Linked DNA regions of Homo sapiens: regions 2, 3 and 4 are each linked to region 1. Evidence: read pairs that join two places in POLR2A ChIA-PET (ENCODE). Cell type or tissue: OCI-LY7. All regions are shown on one strand. Each heading gives the region's core, and the rest is flanking DNA. Links, peaks and the distances in the headings are about the cores only. Region 1 overlaps SIK3 (SIK family kinase 3). Region 2 overlaps SIK3 (SIK family kinase 3). Region 3 overlaps SIK3 (SIK family kinase 3). Region 4 overlaps SIK3 (SIK family kinase 3).

What was found. Peaks named below come from ENCODE experiments on the same cell type or tissue, not always from the same donor. Only the 100,000 strongest peaks of a DNase experiment are listed, where the experiment ranks them.
Region 2: POLR2A ChIA-PET joins it to region 1 with 5 read pairs; 5 of 35 experiments call an interaction of 5 or more read pairs at or near these places.
Region 3: POLR2A ChIA-PET joins it to region 1 with 9 read pairs; 6 of 35 experiments call an interaction of 5 or more read pairs at or near these places.
Region 4: POLR2A ChIA-PET joins it to region 1 with 8 read pairs; 5 of 35 experiments call an interaction of 5 or more read pairs at or near these places.

Annotation. Positions count from the first base shown.
Region 1 is chr11:116,914,470-116,920,699 of GRCh38, forward strand. The region is part of intron 4 of SIK3 (SIK family kinase 3); the gene reads right to left. Among named protein-coding and RNA genes, the nearest start is that of APOA1, 80 kb to the left of the region's middle. In OCI-LY7, for the core only: a CTCF peak has its summit at 4,722; a DNase peak (open chromatin) is centred at 2,612; H3K4me3 peaks cover 444 bases; H3K27ac peaks cover 3,693 bases.
Region 2 is chr11:117,037,948-117,044,177 of GRCh38, forward strand. All of the region lies in intron 1 of SIK3 (SIK family kinase 3), which reads right to left. Among named protein-coding and RNA genes, the nearest start is that of SIK3, 57 kb to the right of the region's middle. In OCI-LY7, for the core only: no CTCF peak of the experiment used is centred there; no DNase peak of the experiment used is centred there; H3K4me3 peaks cover 263 bases; H3K27ac peaks cover 415 bases.
Region 3 is chr11:116,859,438-116,865,667 of GRCh38, forward strand. SIK3 (SIK family kinase 3) reads right to left here. Exons shown (of 25, transcript NM_001366686.3): 16 at 4,231-4,381; 17 at 2,765-2,890; 18 at 2,404-2,489; 19 at 1,837-1,946; 20 at 1-167. Among named protein-coding and RNA genes, the nearest start is that of APOA1, 25 kb to the left of the region's middle. In OCI-LY7, for the core only: no CTCF peak of the experiment used is centred there; no DNase peak of the experiment used is centred there.
Region 4 is chr11:116,969,355-116,975,584 of GRCh38, forward strand. The region is part of intron 1 of SIK3 (SIK family kinase 3); the gene reads right to left. Among named protein-coding and RNA genes, the nearest start is that of SIK3, 130 kb to the right of the region's middle. In OCI-LY7, for the core only: no CTCF peak of the experiment used is centred there; no DNase peak of the experiment used is centred there.

The DNA of each region.
Region 1 (6,230 bases), core at 594-5,593:
TGGGATTACAAGCATGAGCCACCACGCCCGGCCTGCCTCCTCAATTTTTTGATGGACCACAAATGTATTCTCAGTACAAGGTGAACAAGACAGACATGGTCCCTGCCCTCATGTAGCAGATTAGTCCAGTGGGGGAGATACACATGAAACAAGCACACATGTAACTATATAATTATAACCACTGGATGAGTTTTAAGGAAAAGTTCCAGAGGGGCAATTGGTATATTCTAGAGAAATGGGGCTTTCCTGAAGAAGGTTCTATCAACAGTTCAGAGACTCACTCAATCTGATCAAGAAAACCATGGTATACTTGGATTAGAATGTAAAGAAATCAGTACAGTTACCTTTTTATTTTCCAGCTTTTCTGACTCACAAACTCCTTTCAAAGGAATGTATTATCTTAAAAACCTCCCGGGAAAGAAATTTTAAAAATAATTTTGTCATTTTTCTATGATTTATGATACAGAAGAGACTTTAGCTAAAAGACATTTTATTTTACATTAGTACATTAAAAATTAATTTAAAAGTTCACTATGAATTTTAAGACAAATTCATATTATCCCATCATACAAGTGACCCACACTATTTATTTCAATTATTCAAGAAAAAGTATTTATTTAAAATTGATATATCATGTTTAGTAGGAAGCCATATATGTGTGTGTGTGTGTGTGTGTGTGTGTGTGTGTGTGTATGTGTATTTTTTCTTTTTGATGGGGCGGGGGGGCAGGCGGTGGGATAGAGATGGGGTCTTATTATGTTGCCCAGGCTGGTATGCAGGGATCCTCCCGCCTTGGCCTCCCAAAGTGCTGGGATTACAAGCATGAACCACGGCACCTGGCTTTGGAAGCCACAAATATACTGAGATTATAATACACAAAACAGATGAATACTTTTCATGACCTAGGATTTGGAACACTTACATGTTTGAACCTAAAAACCAGACTTGATTAAATGAATTATTTTCATGCCTTGCTTTTAAATAATGAAATGGATTAACAAATATTGGGTCATTACTTATTAGCACTTCTTTGCAAATAATATACTATGAATGTAGATAGTCTTTATTCCCAATAAATCAAACTGGATATAATATAGATAGATAGATATAGATACGGATATGTGTGTAAAAAATGTATATACATGTGGTATATACATATTTTGTGTGTATGTATGTAATGTAACATTTTTAAACTTTGTTTCTTGAGGCCCTAGAAACAATTTGATGTGCTGTGTAAGAACCATGGCCAAACAAAGACAAATCATGAATTTGGTGAAGGTTGTCTTGAGGCATTACAGAATTATCATTTTTATCCTCATCAATTTGAATTTCAACATTAGTGTTCTTTATGCTTTATATAATCCAGTGATCCATAATAGATGTAAACTTAATAAAATACAATGAAAAACTGTACCCTGGTCAAAGCTATTATGATAACCAACTACTTGAACAATAAATGGAATGACCAAGTCATAAGCATGCTCATTAGCGCCCTGCCAGCAGGTAGACTCGATTTATACTCAGAGGCTCTCAAACTATTCCATTTAAGAAGGGCGGAAAGACCTAAGTAATTATTTCATTTATTAACTTCTAAAAAATAGAAAAGTCATTATCACTTTGTATGACATGAATCTCTTGGAACACTGAAAATCTCTGAGGATTCAGAAGTCACTGGCTGGGAAAAGATCCTGTATACTACTTGAGATGGTAAATTAAGGATGGTCTGTGTATAACCTCCGCAAAGACGAGCCAAAGACCACTCAAATCAGGATATTTTAAAAAGACTAGATGAAATACCCATGCCTACCACTAGCAAACTGTACTTTTTGATGCTAAGAAAACTGATACAAATATTATACTCACTCTCTTATGATTTTAAGAGAACTGATAAGGTATATTTCAGAACTCATAAATGACAACCAGATTCTGATATAATGGGGACCTTTACTAATATTCTGCCACCTTGCAAAGGCTTGCCTAAAAAGTCAGCCTCACTCTTTTTGACATTGCTTTAATTTTAAATTTCTATAATATCACATCAAATTTTTTTTTTTTTTTTGAGACAGAGTCTTGCTCTGTCGCCCAGGCTGGAGTGCAGTGGCGCAATCTCAGCTCACTGCAAGCTTTGCCTCCCGGGTTCACGCCATTCTCCTGCCTCAGCCTCCTGAGTAGCTGGGACTACAGGTGCCTGCCACCACGCCCGGCTAATTTTTTGTATTTTTAGTAGAGACGGGGTTTCACCGTGTTAGCCAGGATGGTCTCGATCTCCTGACCTCGTGATCCGCCCGCCTCGGCCTCCCAAAGTGCTAGGATTACAGGTGTGAGCCAAAAAAAAAAAAAAATTTTTTTTTTAGGTCAGGCACAGTGTCTCATGCCTATAATCCTAGCACTTTGGGAGGCTGAGGCAGGAAGATCACTTGAGCTCAGGAGTTCAAGACCAAACTAGGCGACAGAGCGAGACCTCATCTCTACAAAAAGTAAAAAATTTTATTGTTTTTTTTAAGAGACAGGGTCTCGCTCTGTCGCCTAGGCTAGAGAGCAATGGTGTAATCATAGCTTACTGCAGCTTCAACCTCTGCGGCTCAAGCGACCCTCCCATCTCAGCCTCTTGAGTAGCTGGGACTACAGGTGCGTGCGACCACACCTGGCTTCCAACACGCTTCACACAACACAATAAAGACTCCCTCAGAATCAGAGTGAAGGAGCACTCTGGGTGATTCGTTAGTCCCTTCCCAACATCAACTTGCATTTGAGGAGCTTACGATCCTCATGAGGACACATGACCTTGGGCAGACTTATATAAACGTTCTTAGAGTTCCTATAAGAACTGTAAGTTTCTATAACTTTTCTATAGTTCTTATAGTTTCTATAGCCACTAATAAAAGTAAAACACTACTCTAAATGGATAGAATATCAATGTTCTTCTAAAACTTCTTAAACTAGAAACTACAGGTAAGAGGCTGGGCACAGTAGCTCATGCTTGTAATCCCAACAGTTAGGTAGGTGGGGTGAGAAGATCTCTTGAGCTCAAAAGTTCAGGACCAGCCTGAGCAGCAAAACGAGTCCCATCTCCACAAAAAATTTAAAAATTCGCCAGGCATGGTGGCAAAACACCTGTAGTCCCAGCTACTTGGGAGGCTGAGGTGGGAGGATCCCCTGAGCCCATGAGTTCAAGGTTACAGTGAGCTATGACTGCACCACTGCACTCCAGTCTGAGCGACAGGAAGGGAGGGAGGGAGGCAAGGAAGGAAAGGAGGAAGGGAAAGAGAGAGAGAGAGAGAGGAAAGAGAGCGAGAGAGAAAGAACGAAAGAAAGAAAAGGAGAGGACAAGAGAGGAAGGAAAGAAGGAAGAAGAAGGAAGGAAAGGAAAGGAAAGGAAAGGAAAGGAAAGGAAAGGAAAGGGAGAAACAAACAAACTATAGCTTAAGTGTACACCTAATTTCCTTAAACCATACGTTGCTTGAGATTTTTCAAAGCTGTCATTTTCTGCAGCTTCAATAAAATGCCGATAAAATTATTTTTCTTTGTTCTAGATATTATACAGATTAAGATGAAACTTTGGCTTTTAATCATCACTGCTCATGTTTTATTTATATTTTGTTTTATTTTAATGGGCAAATTACAATAGTTGTATATATTTACAGGGTACATCGTACATGTTATGATACATGTATACACTGAGGAATGATTAAATCCAGTGAATTAACATATCCAGCACTTCACATACTTATTGATCCACACTTTATTCAATGCTGTGCCCAACACAGTCTCAGAGACAAAGAGCAGTCTGAAATTTCCAGATGCTTTGGTAGGTCAGAAGCGCATGCCATCCACCCTCTTACACTCCGCTCAACTCCCTTTCCCTGTAGAGGGAGGAGGCAAGCTTTTGGGCTCAGGCTTCTCCTACACTTTTTTTTCCACCCCCACCCCCACAAGACCTCAAAGCAAAAGCTTCCATTTCTTTTCTGCCCTTTGCTTCTCTCCCTTTTTCTATTCCCAACCTCTCATTCCCCCTTTTTCTAATTATCCCCAAAATAAGTGACGTGCAATTAATAGATAATGGCATGAAAATCCTTGAGGCTGAGGAAAAGTAATAGAGAAGTCACTCTGCACAAACTAGAAGTGTGAGTAAGAGGAATCTATGGTTGAGCATCAAATTCTTGATTCTCAGCTTCTCAGGCTGGCCTCTGTTTACACAGCCTCAGGTGTTACACTTCAGTGTTCCAAGATATACGAGAAACCGTAGGCTAAATAGGGTGCACCTTCCTGGAACATCAACGTTTTTTCTGTGTTAAACTAAGTTAATAATCTTAATATTAAAAAATATAGATATGACATTAAGTAGAATACAAATTTGTAAAGTTCTAGTCTCAGGAATAGGATTCAAGAGAGATAATATTTCAAATTTTCTTTTCCCAAGGGTCAACGTGCAGGAAGGTTATTTAGAGCCGCTTCTTGGTAATGGTCATATGCCATTTCAGGGCAAGAACACAGGTCTAGCTATTAAAATTCCTAGACTCTATTATGAATTCAGGACAAACACAAAGGCCTCTCTGGTCTCAATTCACTGGACATGTCAACCTGGGAGGTGCAATGAATGATAGCCTAAAAAGAGGGCATTAGAATCATGAAATACAATTTAGATTGATATAATGAGTATTGCATAACTACTTCCTGTGACCAGTCAGAGGCACTGTCAGTCAACACACTGTGGAAGGGTACTCAAAAATCCAAGGTTTCCAACCTTTCTTTTCTATATGATGGTATCTCAGTATATTCATACTAAGGGTGAAAGGTCAATTGAGTTAGGAAATGTTTTAATTTCTCCCTAAAAAATAATAAAATGGTCTAGCTCTCACTGCATTAAGGTCAAAATTTTCCATGGTACCTTAAATCCATGCTCTGAAAATTCTTTCCAGGATATTGGCCTTTCTATAGTTGCATTTCTGATCTTTGCTGTCTACTGATTGCCAACTAAAACAATAACACGAGAGTGGAAACTATCTCATGGAGACCATTCTGGGAGTCGACATTTAAAGACAAAAGTTTCCAACTTCCTTAGGTTTAAAAAAAATGTTTCCACAATTTTCAGAACATTCTTATAACGTCTAAGCATTTGAAAGAACTTTTCTTCAGGGAGTAAGCCAGCTACATTTCAGTTTTTTCTCAGGCAATCTATTTTAAATATAGACACCTTGCTACTTAATCTTTGGGGACAAGGACATTAAAATTACTTTCGAATAGCAATACATTAACCATTTTCAAAACACCATTTTTTTGATAGCTTAATATAATCCATCAGTAAGAAAATTTCATTTCTTTATTTCTAAACATATCTTTCAAAATTCCCTCTTCCTGGTCAAGACATATGATTGGTTATCTGGTCCTAGAAATTCTCGCTTGCTTTCTCTCTTGAATTTGTTGCCGTTTTCTTCCTTTGCATGTTTACTGCCACCATCACCCTCATGCGGGATTTTACCATTCACAGCCTTTAACTGGCCTTCCTATTACCAGGAGGCCCTTCCCTTCCCTCAGCTTCCAGCTTTTTGCCGTCTCCATACTGAATTGGATTAATTAAGCCTTATATCTTATATTCAAATGATTTCAATCTAATATAAACATCTACTGCTCCTGCCTTCTCGGGGAGACTCCTCTCCTTTAGCCTTCCCTTCCACTGAGCTGCTCACCCTTTTTTTTTTTTTTTCAAATAGACCTTGTGCATTCTACTGCTGCCCACGCTGCTCCAACTCAGTGCCCACTGGAACCTAAATGAAATCCCACATCCTAACCACGTGCAACTGGCCTTTGCCATCTCTCTCACCCCAACTTCTTCCAATCCCCATTTTATTCATTATCTCCAGCCATGCTGGACTTTCTTCTACCCCTTTCTTCTATGTTGAATTTATCTCTCTCAGGCCTTTGCATTGTTCTTCTTTCTGCGTGGAATGTTTTGAAGATCCTGGCTAAAAGCAGTACCTCTCGCACAAATCATTCTGCCATGTTACTCGAGTTTATCTTTGTCACAGCCCTATGAGAGCTTATTTGTGTTTACTGTCTATTTATCCCCATTAGAATATAAGTTCCAAGGGGTTATCTTACTGACTGCTGTACCCCCGTGCCTGTATCAGTGTCTGCAACTGACAGGTGCCTTATTAACACTTGCTGGAATTCTCTCCTCTACACCTGATCATCCAATCACATGACACTGGACGCACCTCAAATGCCATGTC
Region 2 (6,230 bases), core at 549-5,548, 120 kb after region 1:
AATCATAAAATCATACCACTTTAGTAGTTCTGAAAAGTTTTATAATGCCTCTTTTTTGTTGTGTACTATGGGGTGGAAAACTCTTTTGTCTTATTCCTGAATCAAGAAAGTAGAAACCTTTGCCAGAATCATTTGCACTAGATAAGTGAATTTGCATATCAGACCATATTTTTAAAAGCAGAAACATCCTGTATAGAGACTCTCCTTATAGAATGACTGACCTGCCTTGGCCTAAGGAAGCCTTCTCCCCCTCTTCCAAGCACAATCTTCCTGTTTTCTCAGCCTCATCTGAACCCGCTCAACCAAACAAAGAACCACTCAAACAAAATTTCACAGAATACCAACTTTAATAATTTCTAGCCAAATCAACACAAACTGTGGCTCTGGCCTAGAATAAACTGCTACAAGATACTTTTTTTTTTTTTTTGAGACAGAGTCTCGCTCTGTCTCCCAGGCTGGAGTGCAGTGGTGCAATCTCGGCTCACCACAGCCTCTGCCTCCCAGGTTCAAGCGATTCTCCTGCCTCAGCCTCCAGAGTAGCTGGGATTACAGGCACCCGCCACCACGCCTGGCTAATTTTTGTATTTTCAGTAGAGACGAGGTTTCACCATGTTGGCCAGGCTGGTATCGAACTCCTGACCTCAGGTGATCCTCCTCGGCCTCTCAAAGTGTTGGGATTACAAGTGTGAGCCACCGCACCTGGCCGCTACAAGATTCTTTATTTGCAATGACTCTCCTCTCCTTTTACCTTTGTTAATAATCACTCATTTCTTCCCCACAGATGCATCAAAGCTAAGATTCTTCGAAATATCCCACATGCGGCCAGGCGCAGTGGCTCATGCCTGTAATCCCAGCACTTTGGGAGGCGGAGGCGGGCATATCATCTGAGGTCAGGAGATCAAGACCATCCTGGCCAAAATGGTGAAACCCCATCTCTACTAAAAATACAAAAATTAGCCAGGCATGGTGGTGTGTGCCTCTAATCCCAGCTACTCGGGAGGCTGAGGCAGGAGAATTGTTTGAACCTGGGAGGCGGAGGCTGCAGGGAGCTGAGATTGTGCCACTGCATTCCAGCCTGGGCGACGGAGTGAGACTCCATCTCAAAAAAAAAAGAAAAAGAAATATCGCACATTCACGGAGCATCTTTAGATCAGAATCACCTCGGCTCTACGTTGAGACTACTGTAATTCTTAGCACAAAGACAGAAAAAGTTGACTCAAGGCTGTCATTTAAAAGAAAAAGCATAATTAATAAACCTTATTTGATAAATAAAAAGATACCTATTGTCTTCATATTACAAACACCGAAAATAAAGCTCAACAATGAAAAAATATATTTTTTTAATTGTGTTTGTTTGTAGAGGTGAGGTCTCGCTATGTTGCCCTGGTCTTGAACTCACTTAAGTGATCCTCCCACTTCAGCCTCCCATAGTGCTGGGATCACAGGCGTAAGCCACCATGCCTGGCAAGAAAATGTTCAGAACAAACCCTACAATTAACTCAGTTCATGACAGACTTGTTACTAATGTATGATGTTTGCAGTGTATAAATGGTGCAATGTACACTACAATTCTCACTGCATATTATAAACAGACATGTTACTATGAAGTTGAGGGAGTGGAAGAAAACAGACTTAATGCTTTAGCTGACTAAAATCGAAAGGTCCACATTCAAAAGACATATTTTTTTAAGAAATTAGGAGTTAATTTTATGTTAAGTAAAACCTATTGTATCATAAGTAACATTTGTTGGGCACTTAATATGTAGTAGGTACTATAGCTAAGTGCTTTACATGATCATCTGATTTAATCCTCACATAGACACTAAAGAAGTAGTTACTATTATTTTACAAAGAAGAAAACTACGGTTTACAACTGTTAAGAAACTTGCCCAAACTGCTAATAAATGAAGAAGCTGAAACTCCCATCCAGGTTTTCCTGACTCCAAAGCCTGGACTCACCACTATTTCTTCAACAAGGATAGCAGCAGGTTCTAGTGTATAAATAAAATAAACACAGTGACTAAACACATTTCCCCACACACTCATCTCTACCACTCCCACAGCCCACCTGAACTCTAGCTAATTGTTCTTAGTCACTGAAAACATTACATGGCTAGATAAATGATAAATGTCAGCTTTGAAAAGGGGAAAAGAAAGTGCCTTATGAGCTTGAGCCACAGATGATGGGCCCTCTTTTTCAAAGCCTTGTCTGCTCATTTGTTCATTCAAATCTCACTGAGCACCTATCATAGCAAGCAGTACTGTATAGTGATAAAGAGCAGAAGAATGCTTAGGTTCAAATCCTGGCGCCATCACTAACTGAGCATGTGACTGAGTAAGTTACTCTACTTCTTCACTACATTAATTATCTAAAGCATTTAGAACTGTGCTCGTCATTTATTATAGTAAACAACAAATGTTAGCTGACATTATTACTCTGTTAATAATGTTACTAGGCAATAGCTAAGCTACAAGCTTCTGGGTGATATGGCATGCTATTCCCTCTCTTCTGAAGCTCGAAATCTAAGACATGTGCATAAATAACCACAAATAAATCTGTAAATAACACTATAGGTATTAGTACATAAATGCTACAGATGTGCCAAGGAAGAGATTACTTCTAGCTAAAGATATCAGGGAAGGTCTCATGGAAAAGGTGCACTTGAGCCAGACCATAATACAAAAAGTAGAGGAGAACATTCCACATACAGAATATAATCATGGAATAGTAAATTGAGCTCAAGTGAAGACTTACCATGGAAGACTGGTGATGAATAAACCTGGGAATGTAGATAAGATTAGGGACCAGATTATCCAGAAACTTAAAGATCCAAATAAAGAGTTCACATATAAATACTATCATCATATTTTCTTTTCTTTTCTTTTTCATTGTATATATTTAAGGTATACAACACAATGTTTTTATATACTTATATATAGTGAAATGGTTACTATAGTCAAGCAAATTAATTTATCCATCACCTCACAGTTACCTGCCTCCTTTTTTTTTTTTTTTTTTTAGCAAGGGCAACTAAAATCTACTCTCAAAAAAAATCCCAGTGCAATACAATATTATTAACTATAGCCCTCATGTTATACATTGGATCTCCAGAATATCGTATTTTAAAATGTAAGCTAGTATTAATATTGCTCAAAGTGGAATACACATATAAAAATGTAAAAAGAGAGAATTCAGATCTCCAGAATATCATATTTTAAAATGAAAAAAGAAAGAATTCCCCCAATTTGGGGGATAGCAGGAAGTACTGTAAGAGATGGGGAAAAAAATAGCAAAGCAAGTCAGAGGAGATGTGGAAGAAAGCCAGGTTTCACAGGTAATGCATTTATATAGACCAGCTTTCCTCAAACTGTATGGTAGTCACATAAATTTGAGAAAGGCTACATGCCCCACCCTCATCTAGCCCTTCAGGGATCCACAAGACACTGGTACTTCAAGACCTCTCAAATGACCTGTAATTTTAAAACTAATTTTGTCCACTCTATATATTCCCAAACTTATTTAATAAAAAAAATCCTTTTCCTCCTAATATATTTAAGCAATGAGGGATACTAGTGTTCTACAAAACTCATTCTAGAAAACTTTGATGCTAAAATATCTGAAAATAATTGGGAAAAGTATGATGCCATATGAGATGAGATGGGAGATGTCTTAACAGTTCTATAATCATTTTTCAGAAAGACTTTTCCAAGATCACAGACTACTCTGGAAGTCTAATTTTGTTTTTACCCTAAGAGGCAAGTAAACCAACTAAAGGAGTTCTATAAATGATTATCATGCTTTGTTTTCTACCTGGCAACACAACTTTTAAGACTAAACTCTGACAACAATACAATTTGAATTACTTCTGATTTCCTTGTCCAAAGATGCCCTAAGGATTTCAAGAAGTATTTTCCTTTACTGATCAGAAAAGGAAACAGGTAGAGCCCGTTTATCCCTACTCTTTTTTTTCATGTCTTTTTCATCTTTTTCTCTCCAGTTTACCATTTTCCATTCTCTATTCTTCCATTCATATGTAATTTTCCCTTTACTGGCCCACTTTTGTCCCATGTACTCATGTCCTCCTTATTTCTCCCAGCTCCCTGCTCAAATTATTATCTGGAGCCTGGGGACTGCCATTATGACCAAAGAGCATGTTCAACTGCTAATAACTGACTTCGAGGGTTACAGAAGGCTCATGATATGCTATAGTTCCCCCATTTTTAGCCTACAGTAGACACTGCCCATTCTGCCAAAGCACTCTTTCTCACTAAACCCACAGTGCTCTCAACAGCTACTTCTAATCTCTGGAAGTTAAAACCTATTTGCAGACAGGTCCTATATGTTCTCATTTGTATTCTTTAGATCTATTGGCTGAAATGTGAAATACGCTAGTAAACGCAATTCGCAGGTAAGAAAGGAGGCACAATGGTTAAAGGCCAGAGTGTTGTCTCGCTGCACATCTACATGTGTCTGGTTCTTAAAAGTCAGTGTCTGCATTAGAAGCATTTGAGGAACAGTACAGGACTTTGCCAAAATACCAGTACAACCAGGAATCCTCGTATACTTAACACACATAAGGATAAATAAAAACAATGAGGATAAACTTCAAAACAACCTTGAGACATTTTATTTTCCAGGAGTCTTTCCTCCACACTGACTACCCGAATGTTTTCAGTAAGCATTTTGCTGTGGTTTCTCAGTTAGATTTCATCTAAATATGAGTAATCATCCTAATTAAGAAAAGCCAACTGGCTAAAATGCTAAAAGATCAAGCCCTCCCTTAAAATAATATCTTTCTCTGTTCAACTAAGAATGTGGAGTGCAACAGCGTGAAGGAAAATGTTAAGACTCATTCAATGATGGCACATAACTAAACCAATTAAGATAAATTTTAAAAGTTGTTTACTTAGTAGCCGCCAAATTCTATAAGGAAAATAACTGTTGGTGCAATTATGCAGTTTTGTATCTCATTAGCTGCCACAGTGAAAGATTATGTATTGTGCAACAATGATATCTGTTGAACCAATAAAATCAAAAGCTACTGTCAGCAAGCTGCGTTTATATACCTCTTAAATCAGTAAATCTTTTTTCTTCTTTTAAAACCAAGATATGCCCACAAGAGTTCCCAAAACAGCTTCCATATTAAAATTATAAATTATTGACTTGATGAGCTTCTCTAACCTGTGAAGTTGGAGAAACAGTAGTTTTTGATTCAGCAAAGGGCATTCCCACCATCCCTCCGAACGTGCCATGAAACAACTCAATAGACTAAAGATGGGGAAAGCTTAATGACTGAAATAAAAATAGATAAAAAAGGAAACAGAGTAGTTTCTACACTGCAATTCACTTCTACTTTTTCCATCTCAACATTAAAACATATATATCATCTAAACAAAAACTCATTACCACATAAAAATAAGGTGGAAGTTCAGTCTTCAGCCTGGATACTTACACTGCAGTCTCCCCACTCAATGAGGCTTAAGAGGCTTAAGCAAAGTTTTAAAAAAATACTGAAATCCATCTGATATTCAACACATGTAACTAAACAGTACAAGCACTACCATTTTACAAAACCAATTCTAGATGACATATTCATAGGAGTTTCCAAAAAATGCCTGAACTCTTCATAATCCTGCTAAATATATTAACCATGCCTCAACATTGCGTGACTATAACAAAGCTTAGCTTCTGTATCATATCACTACTAAAATCAACATTCAACTGAACTGTTCAGCCATAGGGTTTCATGTCTAATTAATTATTTAACCATATCTAGGCCTCCAAATCTAATTTATCTTTTCCCTGGTTCTGAACCTCAGTTACATTTTACAATCTCACTTTAGTTACTTTCTGTCAGCCATCTCAAATCCTGTGTGAAACAAAACACAGTATAAACGATGTTTTATTCACCTTTATGCCATTAACATTTAGTGCAGTACCTGGCACACAAGTTCTTAATTCATGTTTAACTGGCTTGAAGGCTACTGCCCCAGTATAGTTCTGACTCAATAAAAACTTATGTCAAATGACCATAGCAAATATTAGTAATGTTCGTTTTGAGATGGATCAGAAGCCTCATTCCCTGAATCGATGTTCCTGATGATGATTTTGTCAATAAGCAAAGGAATGTAAAAGACTACTTTTAAAACTATTCTATTTCTTGAATCTTTTCAAAGGAAACAAATTTATCATTTCATGTTTACATAATAAATATTAAAATGCAAGTGAA
Region 3 (6,230 bases), core at 726-5,725, 55 kb before region 1:
GTCAACAGGCTCTTGGACTTGGATGGTGACCTGCTGTGACTGAGCAGGCTGCTGCATACCCAAGCAGGTTAGTGCCACGTTGGGAGGAGAGGAACAGTTCTCAGGTTGCTGCTGAAAGATTGCACTGCGGGAAGGTAAGCCTTGAAACTGGGAAGAAGATGCAGCCCCTGGAGAGAAAGGAACCTCAGAGTGACCAAGTGCCCAGGCCACCAGCCAGCCAGAAGTAATGAGAGCTAATGAGAATACTCAGACGACATACCAGCTAGAACAGTGCTTCTCAAACTGCACTGAGCATAGGACAAGTCTGGAGAACTTGTTAAACAGAAGATTCCTGGGTCCTATCTATATAATTCTGTTTCAAACTCTGATTCAGTAGGTCAGGATGGGCCCCTAAGAATTTGTGTTTCCAACAAGTTCCCTTAAAAGCTGGTCCATGGATTACATGGGGTAACTCGGATCTAGGCAGTGCTTCTTGAACTTTCACATGCACACAAATGGCCTGGCATCTGGTTAAAAATGCAGACTCTAGGCCGGGCGTGGTGGCTCACACCTGTAATCCCAGCACTTGGGAGGCCGAGGTGGGCGGATCATGAGGTCAGGAGTTCGAGACCAGCCTGGCCACCATGGCGAAACCCTGTCTCTACTAAAAATACAAAAATTAGCTGGGTGTGGTGGCGGGCGCCTGTAATCCCAGCTACTTGGGAGGCTGAGGCAGGAGAATCATTTGAACCCGGAGGTGGAGGTTGCAGTGAGCCGAGATCATACCACTGCACTCCAGCCTGGGTGACAGGGGGAGACTCCATCTCAAAAAAAAAAAAAACAGACTCTAACAGGTCTGGAATACGACCTGAGATCTTACTTTTTCTCCCAATATTGGTGGCTGGGGGACCCCACTTTAAGTAGGAAGAGCCTAGAGGCCAATTCAGACTCTTCTCAAGGATCCTAGGGAGACTGACTAGGGACGTAGCTCGTGGAGTGTTACTCAAGAGATCCTAAGACGGCTGACCTCTGAAGACTCACAGTCACATTATACTTATCTTCACTCCCATCTGTACACCCACAAGAGAGGGGCCCACGTGTATAGTAGACAGCCAAACGGAGGCATGTCTATAAGGAAGGTTCTGGTAGCTGCTTTTTATTTGGTAGGGCTGGAGGTTTTGTTAAAAATATTAATAATAGTAAACCTTTATTGAGAACTATTTTGTGCCAGAGACTGTTCCAAGTGTTTTACGTATATCTACATACTGTACCATAATTATCCTCAGTTGACATTTGAGAAGTAATATGGTTTGGCTCTGTGTGTACCCACATCTTGAAGTGTAGTCCCCATGTGTCAAGGGAGGGACCTGGTGGGAGGCGACTGGATCACGGGGCAGTTTCCTCCATGCTGTTCTCATGATAATGAGGGAATTCTTGAGATCTGGTTGTCTGATAAGTTTCTGGCGCTTTCCCCTGTGCAATCTCTCTCCTGCCACCATGGAAGATGAGCCTTGCTTCTCCTTCTGCCATGGTTGTAAGTTTTCTGAGGCCTCCCCAGCCATGTGGAACTGTGAGTCAATTAAACCTCTTTCCTTTATCAATTACCCAGTCTCAGTCAGTTCTTTAGAGCAGTGTGAAATGGACTAATTCAAGAAGTCAAGTTAACTTACCCAAGGGTTTACAGCTAAGAAACTGATGGAACCAGGATGCAAACCAAAGCAGCTTGGCTCTAGAGTCCATACCCCTGAATACTATGTTATTCTGCCTTTCAAATGGTTTATGGTGCTCAAAACTGAGACCATCATTTTTTCCCATGTGGCATAAAATGAACTGTTTGGTCTGAACCTCTCCACTCACCGTGAGGCTGGATCATGGCACTGCTCATGGGGGGAGGACTATTACTGGGCTGCCTGAAGAGATGGTTGTTGGGGTGGTTGGGGGGTGGGCTTGAAGGCTGAATCCTTAACCTTAAAAATAACAAAAGAGATACACAAAGAAGCTTCCTAAGGTGACAGTACAATCTTAAGTTTCAGCCATACAACATATATCAGTGGAAACTATTTTTTTTTACTTTGATAAGCCTCATGTTAGAAAAATATACATAAGCCATCCACCACAGTGTATTTAAAACCTATCTACATCTTGTTTGAAAAGAACTCAGCCAAAATGGCAGAGTTCATTGTGGGCCTATGTCTGGCTCCTGTATTAGATATCAGATTACTTTGCTCATGGGGCTAAGGAAATGAAGTGGCACAGGAAGTTGGGATTTCAAGAAGGCTCCTGAAATTTACAGTGGTTTCTCTCCTTTTCAAATAGATTCTTGCAAGATGAATGCTCAAGTCAGTCCATATCTCCCAGTGAGTCAAGCCAAGGGTACCAGGCTATCGAGACAATGGCTTAGGCACAACACAAAATGACTCATACCTCTGGAGCTGATGGGTAAGGAGGGCTGGCTGATTTTCACATGCAGCCTGAAGAGGTGGAGATGGCTGAGGAGGACAGATAGAGTCCTAAAACATATATGGGGAAAGGAAAAAAATTATTGTGAGCTTGAAGATTACTCAGAGCTATTCTCAGGAAGGGAAGAAACAGAAAGAACTATCTGTGTCTCAGATTTATGCTTTTGTTGTTCACCAGAAGGTCTGATTACCTTTACTCAAACATGTCAACCATAAACAGACCTCAAATCCACTTTGCACTGAGTGGTCTCCTCCAAAATGCACAGGCAAATCAGCCTGAAAGCAAACTCCAAACAAGTTGGAGAAAGCAAAGAGTGAGGGCCTACTTGAATTTGTTGCTGGAGAATTTGATGGTGCTGCTCCTGCTGGTATAACATATGCTGCTGCTGGGTCTTCTCCAGGGTTCTTTCATCAATCTGCCCCCCGTACATCTTCTGCAGCTGCTCACACTCCTGAAGGGAAAGTAGTTAATACAGATGGGATGCAGCCAGACCCGCCTCATGCAGTGATTTCAGCAGATGCAGATCTGCCTCCAAGCTCTCATGGGCAGAAAGAGCCGCAAGAGAACAGTGTCCTTGATGAGCAATTAACTCATTTACCTAAGTATCTGGTGCACTAAATAGATTCACATCCTGTTCTGTATGAATGAATGGAAAACATCAAGGATGGCCTTTGTATGAGTACAAGTGTCCAATGTGAAATCTGTGTACAAAGCACACGCCATTGGAAGCTTGGTCATCAGGAAGGCAGAAAGGAAATTGGCTCTTTATAGAATCTTTATAGTACAGAAACATATAGAGGTACATTTCCTTCCTCTGAGAGTGCCGTTCCATACCACCTGGAGAGAATGCCAGGTGGTAACAATGTACAGCAGGTTTAATCAAGACCCAGCATCCTAAATCATGCGCAGAGTGCCAGGCGCGCAAGGTGGCTCACGCCTGTAATCCTAGCACTTTGGGAGGCCGAGACGGGCGGATCACCTGAGGTCAGAAGTTCGAGACATAGCCTGGTCAACATGGTGAAACCCTGTCTCTACTAAAAATACAAAAATTAGCTGGCATGGTGGTGCACGCCTGTAGTCCCAGCTACCCAGGATGCTGAGGCAGGAGAATCTCTAGAACCCAGGAGGCGGACGATGCAGTGAGCTGAGATTGTGCCACTGCACTCCAGCCTGGGTGACAGAGCAAGACTTGGTCTCAAAAAAAAAAAAAAAAAGTAGCACCTTCTCTGGTGGTTCCCACAGAAACCCAAGCCCAGAAATTCCTTTCCAATGAACTAGAGACAGGAGAAAAATTTAGTCCCTTCACAGGGGAAGGAAGTTTGATCCTGGGGAGGGCTGTACATAACACAAAGTAAAGAAAGTGCATTAGAAAGCTATACTTTCTTTTTCTTTTAAGACAGAGTCTCGTTCTGTTGCCAGGATGGAGTGCAGGGGTGTGATCTTAGCTTACTACAACCTCTACCTCCCAGGTTCAAGTGATCCTCCCATCTCAGCCTCAGGAGTAGCTGGGACTATGCTAATTTTTAATCTTTTGGGGGAGAAAGGGTTTGCCACGTTGCCTAGGCTGGTCTAGAACTTCAGGGCTCAAGCAATCCTCCCACGTTGGCCTCCCAAAGTGCTGGGATTATAGGCGGGATCCACTGCGCCCGGCCCAGAAAGCTATACTTTTTTAACCTATAAAACTGCAATGTTGCTGACATAAAAGGGGTACGTTTACCACCCCAGTCCTCCTGCAATCCTGGCCTCTGTCACCCATGCTCCTCCAGGGATGCCTGCCACCTCTTCCATTACCTGCTGCAGCTGTTTGATGCTGCTGTTGTTGCCCATTTTTTCCAGGTGAGCTTTGAAGGCCTGGATGCTCGCAGCCCCATCTGAGAACCGGCGCACAGGGGAGAAACGCTCCGTAGGGAGGTGCAGAGTGTTGGAGTCCTTGTAGGTAGAGCTGAATATATGGGAAGAGAAGGTTAGAGGCTAGGACTCAGGGGCTTTGACCAAATCACACAGGGACTGCTGTTCCAGATGAACATAAAGACGGCTGGCTGCCCAGGTAGCCCTGCATATTATGCCACTTTCATGCCATTTCCAGACATCAGTCGTTTCCCTAGCCTGCTTCCCTTTAGAGGGCTCCAGGTGTACATCTTCCATTTCTACTTACCTTCGGTTGGCTTACTTTCCAAGCCTGGTGAGGTCCCGAGATCAAGTACATCCAGTTCTTATAAATACACTAGGCCAGAGAGAAAAGCTTCTCAATATCCTCCAGGCCAGACTGTACAGAAGCTCTTGCTTTTATAATCATATGTCTATCTAGTGCCTTTAGAAACCTTAAATTCACCATTTGAGCCAAAGTTTTCCCTGAGCAATGATCTCCGTATGGCCAGAGGGAAACAACAGTCAGTTTTGTGGTCAAAGGTCTGGCCTAGAACTCATAGGTTCTGTGACAGAAAATAGAAGGTGGCGATTGGGGTGGGGGAAAATGAAGACTTCTGATCCTGGGATGGAGACAACAAATTCTTAAGGAATGTGGGCCTTGAGATCCTGCACGTACCTGGTCAACAAATAAGGTCACCTACTGTGAAAATCAACTTCTCAGAGCAGCAGCACTCACCCAACCTCCTAATGAAAGAGGAATCATATGGATTACCTTCAAAGACCCCACTGCTCAACTGGAACACAGCCAGAATCTTACAGAAAGAAAGAACAAGCTATTGATAAGGAATGCCTAAGACAGCATCGGGGTTAGAAGCTAACACCTACTCTTGTGACCTGATGATCAGAAAGAGATGTTTATGGGCTGAGGTAAGCAGATAAAAGACTGCCAAGGCAGCAGCATTCCAGTAGCAGATGGAAAGGATCAGGGTTTCATGTCCAGGGCAGAGATGCCATTACACTGAACTTTGGATGAAATGATGTGCTACCTTGCCAGTGATTCATTTGGGACTGAAGCAGAACCACAGCTCAGGAAGCAGGTTAACAAGCGAGTTCAAATACAATGCAGACAGCGCGGGACCAGGAGGAATCTAATGACCGTGCAGAGGTATCCAGAGAGTTCTGGCAGCAGGTGAAAGCCTTTTACCCTGTCTTTGCTAATGATGGCTTTTGTTTCAGACTCTACCTGAGGCTTGACCCAGCAGTGAGCTAATGAAATGAGCACGAACATGTATTTGGTTCAGCAACACAAAAAACAAATGAATTTGGCGGGCCACAATCCAGGAACAGGGATCATGAAGGCTGTGTTGAGAAGCATTTCCTTATAACTTGTCATTTCTGTTTCTACTTCAGGTTGAAGTAGAAGCAAGTAAGTACTATTTTCTCCTAAAATTTGATTCCTATGCTTTCAATGTTTTCTGAAATGGACATGTTTCTGATCCCCTCAGAAAGCCATGTTCTTCAAGTAGCAATACAGTCTTTCTGCACAAAAATAATTCTCTCCCATCACAGAAAATCCCAGGTCCAGGTATTTCATGACTTTTTCAGAAGCTCAGGTTGTGAAGAGACTGATACCCAGGTCAGTCCAGCACAGTAACCTCAGAGGAACGGTTCTGATGCAGTTGCTCATTTGAGAAGCACTGATAAGTATCAATTGTGCTTGATTTTATTTTTATTTGCAATCACACTCAAATTCAGGATGGCCTCGCATTAGGCTGATACTCCCACACTATACTCTTCAAGGAGGGACTTGGTTTCCCACCTGGATAAAATCTATCTTGTGTTAGTTTAAAAAAATTTTTTAGTTACACTTTTTAAAACATTTTTAACCTTAAATTACACATTTCCAGAAATGAAAAGGTTGA
Region 4 (6,230 bases), core at 841-5,840, 55 kb after region 1:
TAAGTAACACATCCCCACCAAAAAATCATAAGGAATGAGATTTATGAGATGAGAAAATGAAAATGTAGAGAGCTAGAAGGAAGTAAAATGTTAATTGATAATAATGTCATAATAAAACTAATTATCCCTCCATATTTAAAAGTCTTTGTGCAACTTTCCTGAGGTCTCTGGGTCACAGGTTTCTTGATAGATCAAGTTGGCATTTTTTGAAACTAAGAGATCAAGTTGGCATTTTTTGAAACTAAGTAAAAAAAAATCCCTTCAATGAATCAAATGTACTTTTCTGGGTAGAAAACAGCACAGAATAAGGAGCTCAGAGTGTAGGAAGGATATAAAAATGATCATACACAGCAGTAGAAACTTTTTCCTTCTGAACAAAATCACACATAAACCCTAACACATAAGACAGAAAAAAGAGTATCCATCCTGGTTACAGACAAAACTTTTTAGAAGCCTAGGGCTCTGCAGAACAGTTTGGAAATCACTGTGACAGCAAAAAGACGAATGCAGTGGGTGCTGAGATTGAGAGTTCAATTTCCAGCTGTATCTCTAAGATATGTTTGTGACCTTGGGAAAATCACTTTACCCCTCTAATCCTCAATGTTTTCATCTATTACATGACTTGAAAGCAGAGGTATCAGCTGGGCACAGTGGCTCACACCTGCAATCCCAGCACTTTGGGAGGCCAAGGTGAGATGATCGCTTAAGCCCAGGAGCTTCAGACCAGCCTAGGCAACATAGTGGAATCCTGTCTCTACAAAAAAAATTTCAAATTGGTTGGGCACATTAGCATGTGCCTGTGGTCCCAGCATTTTGGGAGGCTGGGGCACAAGAACTGCTTGAGCTCCGGAGGTCAAGGCTGCAGTGAGTTGTGATCAAGCCACTACACTCCTAGCCTGGGTGACAGAGTGAGACCCTGACTATAAAAAAGAAAGAAAGAGAGTTATCAAGATAAGGTTCTCACTGTGCCAATTCCTAATTCGAACTCTGGGAGACTTGGGTTTTGACTTTTTTAAGTTTTTAAATTGACATTTAAGTCCTAAGGGTTCATTCACATAAATCAGAATCACTACTAGTCATACAACTCTCAATCTTGGTTAGTTAAAGTAATCAAGCCATTTAGTTTTAGTTATTATTTCTTTTATTTTCTCTTATCTGTTTATTATTTACTTATTTTTGTAAAGATGAGGTCTCACTATAGTCCAGGCTGCTCTCAAACTCCCGGGCTCAAGCAATCCTCCTGCCTCAGCCTCCCAAAGTGCTAGGATAACAGGCATGAGCCACCACGCCCGGCTGTATTTGTTATTTCTTTTAGAGACAGAGTCTTGCTCCGTTGACCACGCTGGAGTGCAATGATGTGATAATAGCTCACTGCAGCCTCAAACTCCTGGCCTCAAGAGATCCTCCACCTCAGCCTCCTGAGTAGTCAGGACTACAGGCATGTACTACCATGCCCAGCTAAATTAATTTTTTTTAAGAGAAGGGTCTTGCTCTTTTGCCCAAGCTGATCTGGAACTCCTGGCCTCAAGCAATCCTCCCACCTCAGGCTCCCAAAGCACTGGGGTTACAGGCATGAGTCACCACACCCAGCCCTAAGTCATCTAGTTTTACAGTGCTATATAATGTAGGACCATATGATAATAAGCAGAAAACTGCATTTACCACATTTGAGATAACCTTGGTGAATAAGTGTTTCTTTCCTCAATTAAATACATTAAAACTAAAGCATAACACCACTGTTTGCCCAGAAAAGCCTTGGCATTTGCTAATATTTTCACTATTGGTAAAGTCAATGTTTCCCACTGTTAAAACTAAGAACACTAAATAATAATATTGACATTAATTTCCATCCCACTTACAGAACAAACAATGGCAGACTAAATTAAATGGAATGTGAAACGGGCAACAAGTAGGTCAAATTAATTAAACTGTAAATTACAACCACACCAGAAAGACATGAACACAGAAACCAAGAATCCGAGTCTAAGAAATGTTGCATAATCCAATGTCAGCCAAATTTGACGATGTTTCCATTATCAAATTTCTCACTTAGAAATGAGAAACTCAAAGAGTCAATTTTAGTTTGTTTTATATTTTTTGTTTTAGACTAGTTAATTCCAATATATTAAACATAAGCATAGTAAGAATAGGTAAAATATACTGAGCACCTAATATGTCCCAAGGCACTAAATTTTTTTGTTACTTTTTGTAATGAAAATTTTCAAATATTAACAAAAGTAGACAATAAAATAATTCAAAGCATCAATCAGCTTCAAGAATTATTACTTTATAGTCAATTGTTTTATCTATATCTCTACCAAGTTTCTCCAAAATCCCAATCACCGTATCATTTCATCTGTAACTACTTCAATATACCTCAAACAGGAGTCTTTCTCTTTTTTTAAACATAACTATGACATCTTTACTGCACTTGAAAAAAATGAGGAATAATGGCCAGGCGTGGTGGCTCACGCCTGTAATCCCAGCACTTTGGGAGGCCGAGGCGGGTGGATCACGAGGTCAGGAGTTCAAGACCAGCTTGGCCAAGATGGTGAAATCCCGTCTCTACTAAAAATACGAAAAATTACCTGGGCGTGGTGGCACGCGCCTGTAATCCCAGCTACTCCAGAGGCTGAGCAGAGAACTGCTTAAACCTGGAGGGGCGGAGGCTGCAGAGAGCTGAGATCGCCTCACTGCACTCCAGCCTGGGCAACAGAGCGAGACTCGGTCTCAAAAAAAAAAAAAAAAGAAAAGAATAATTACAGGCATTAACTCTTAACCCATACAACAACCCTATGGAGTAGGTACTATTATTCTCATTTTACAGATGTTTCTGAGACACCTACCAATGAAGTTATGTGCCCTGGATATACAGTACTGAATGGCAGAGGCAGGAATCGAAGCCAGACAGTCGAGCTCAAGAACCTGAGCCCTCCACTTCATTATGTTTTGCTCCTTCTCAAAAGTAGATTTTATGGTAATGAGTTGTTAAATATAAACAGAGATAATTGACTAATAAAAGAATGGATGACTGACAGCATCAGACTTTAGCAAAATTTTGAAACAAGGAAAACATATCCCCGTATTTCACCTATCCTCCAACTTCTTTCTTCATCCCCAGCTGGTATGCTGCATTGAACAGCTCTACCTACCTCCATTTAACCTTGTACCCAATATTTTTAAAAGTAAAGTTTATTCTTTTTACTACAACCAGCTCTATTGGGTTAAACTAACATTTGGGATGTACTCTGTGACTAATTTTCATCAAGACAGACTTACTGGATGCAGTCCTACTCAAAATTAAATATTCTCTTCAGAAGTCATATTATGAAATATATACACCTACTATGTACCCTCAAAAAAAATTAAAAATAAAAATAAAAGTCATATTCTGTGTGACAAACAGACCCCATGATGACTGGCCCCCAATGGTTCTCTCTCACACACACATACACACACACACACACATAATGACAGACCTATTCATGCCTTTATGTAATATCCTCCCTTTCTTCCAAGTGGAGCTAGAGAGCTTAATGAAGTAAATGGCCATGTTACGGAAGCCCTCAGGAAAAGGAACTGTGGGTGGCATCAAAGAACTGCGGGCAGTCTCTCTAGGATCAGTCTCTTTAGAAGCCCCAGCCAACAGCCAACAAAAAGCTGGGATCCTCACTCATAAAGCAATTCTACCAACTACCTGAACGATCTCGTAAGTAACTACTTTCCCAGTTAAGCCTCCAGGTGACAATGCAGTCCATTTAATACTGTACAGCCTTCTGAGACCCTGAGCAGAGGGCTCAGCTAAGCCATGCCAGGACTCAAGACCCATGGAAACTGTAAGACAGTAAATGTGTGCTGCTTTAAGCTGCTAAATTTGTGGCAGGTTGCTACATAGTAATAGAAAACTAACAGCTCATGGTTCTTTATAAGGTAGACAACTATCATCTCCAAGAAATTCTAGGCCAAGGAAATCTCTTCCATAATTTATAGTACAGAACTGTAGCAGTTTCAAGCAAGAGTTCAAGCATGTGAACAAAACTAAAGCTCTTTCTTGAGAAAAGCTTTGCTTTAGCCTTACTTGTAGAGATTCCAGCAAACTCTGTGTAAACATAGGTAAGCTCTCCACTGGAAAAGTAAATATGTCAGGCTCCTTAGTTTACCAAACAAAGTTACTTTTTTCAATTGCACAAAATGCTATCAAAAGCATGTGCATCTAATGACTTCCTTCCAGACAGTACATTATGAAAGGGGGGGAAAGAAAGAACTTTACAGTGGAAAAACTTGACAAACACTACCTGAGCCAGGTGATCAAGGTTAGCATCAACAGTAATAAGTCATGTTGATAGTATGTGCCCTTGGTATGATGTGATGAAAATGGCGCTTTACCTTGGTTATCTTACCACTCAAAACCTATAACCCCAATCTAATCATGACAAAGACATCAGACAAATTCCAACTGAGGAGCATTCTACAATACCTGACCAGTACTACTCAAAACCATTAAGGTCATCAAAAACAAGAAAAGACTGAGAAACTGTCACAGCTAAGAGAAACCTAAGGAGACATGGTGACTAAATGGCGTGTGGTATCCTGGACAAGATCCTGACACAGAAAAAGGACATTTTGGTAAAAACTAACGGAATTTGAGTAAAGTATGAACTTTAATAAGGATGTACTAATATTGGTCCATTAATTATGACAAATGTATCATATTACTGTAAGATAATAAGAATAGAGGAAACTGACCGTGGGGTATTTGGGACCTCTGTACTGTATCTGCAATTTTTCTACACATCTAAAGCTATTCTAAAATAGTTAACTGCAAACATCATAATGGAATGCTCTGCTCTTCTAGCACTACATTCAAATTCAGTCTTAAATTGTTTTGTTAGGAAACTTCTATTTAATGTTGGAGATACCAGACTAAACAACAGCTTTCTGCTTTCCGTCAGTTCAAGTAACCAGATCGCTTAACAAACAACATTTCTTCACTAGACTCACTAGACCTATATCCAGAATCAAAATGGTTTCCATATAAAGAACACTTTGGAACCCTTTTTTTCCCCCTTTTGAAACAGGGTCTTTGTCACCCAGGCTGGAGTACAGTGGCACGATCACAGTTCACTACAGCCTCAACCTCCTGGCCTCAAGTGATCCTCCCCAGCGACTGGGCCTACAGGCATGTGCCACCATAGGGGTTTCTGTTTGTTTGTTTGTTTGTTTTTGTAGAGACAGTGTCTTGTTATATTGCCCAGGCTGGACTCAAACTCCTGGCTGTAAGTGATCTGCCTTGGACTCCCAAAGTGCTGGGATTACAGGTATAAGCCACCGTACCTGGCCTTGAAATCTTTTTTAAAAATGTATTATTGAAGAATTTTTCTTTTAGACATAGTTTTGTGAACCTGATATCAAGTCACAGGGTATTAAGTTTTGACTTACAGTGTGGTGCTGGGAAATCGGTTTTCTCAATTGTATTTTTTCCTTTTATTTAATAATGTTAGTTAAGGAATCCATGTTTTCTTGTTGGCCTGTACTGCCAGAAAGCAAAAGCTAAGTGAACTGTGGTAGCTCTACTTAGCCTAAGTTTTCTGGTAAAATAGTATCCATCTCTCCTCTTCCCTAGACTATTTGGCCCTAATTCTTTTAAATTTGTTTTAATCTGTTGATCTTCTGTTAAAGATACCTGAAACTCTTTCTGAAAGTAGATTTTTTTAAAAATTGACAAATATTTAGCCCGAACGAGGACATGAAATTCATTAACAAGACAAATAATCACATTAGTATTTCTCCTCAGCAAGAATTTCCCTGCTTTCTTTGTATTCTAGTTATTTAAAAAAAAAAGCAGCTTTATTGAGATATTCACATACCATGCAATTCACCAATTTAAAGTGTAAAATTCAACGTGTTTTATAAATTCACAGGATAGTGCAACCATCACAATCTAACTGAACATTTTTGTTCCGACTGAAAAAAACCTCATACCTGTTTAGCTGTCACTCCTCATTCCCCCACTCCTATCCCTCCACCAGCCCTAGGCAACCACTAATCCACTTTCTTTCTATAAATTTGCCTATACTAAATATTTCATCTCAATGAGATCATACAATATCTGGTCCTTTTGTGACTTGTTTCTTTTACTTGGCATAATGTTTTCAAGGGGCATTCACCTTGCAGCATGTATCAGTACTTCATTACTTTTTATTGCCAAATAATATTCCATTGTATGGATA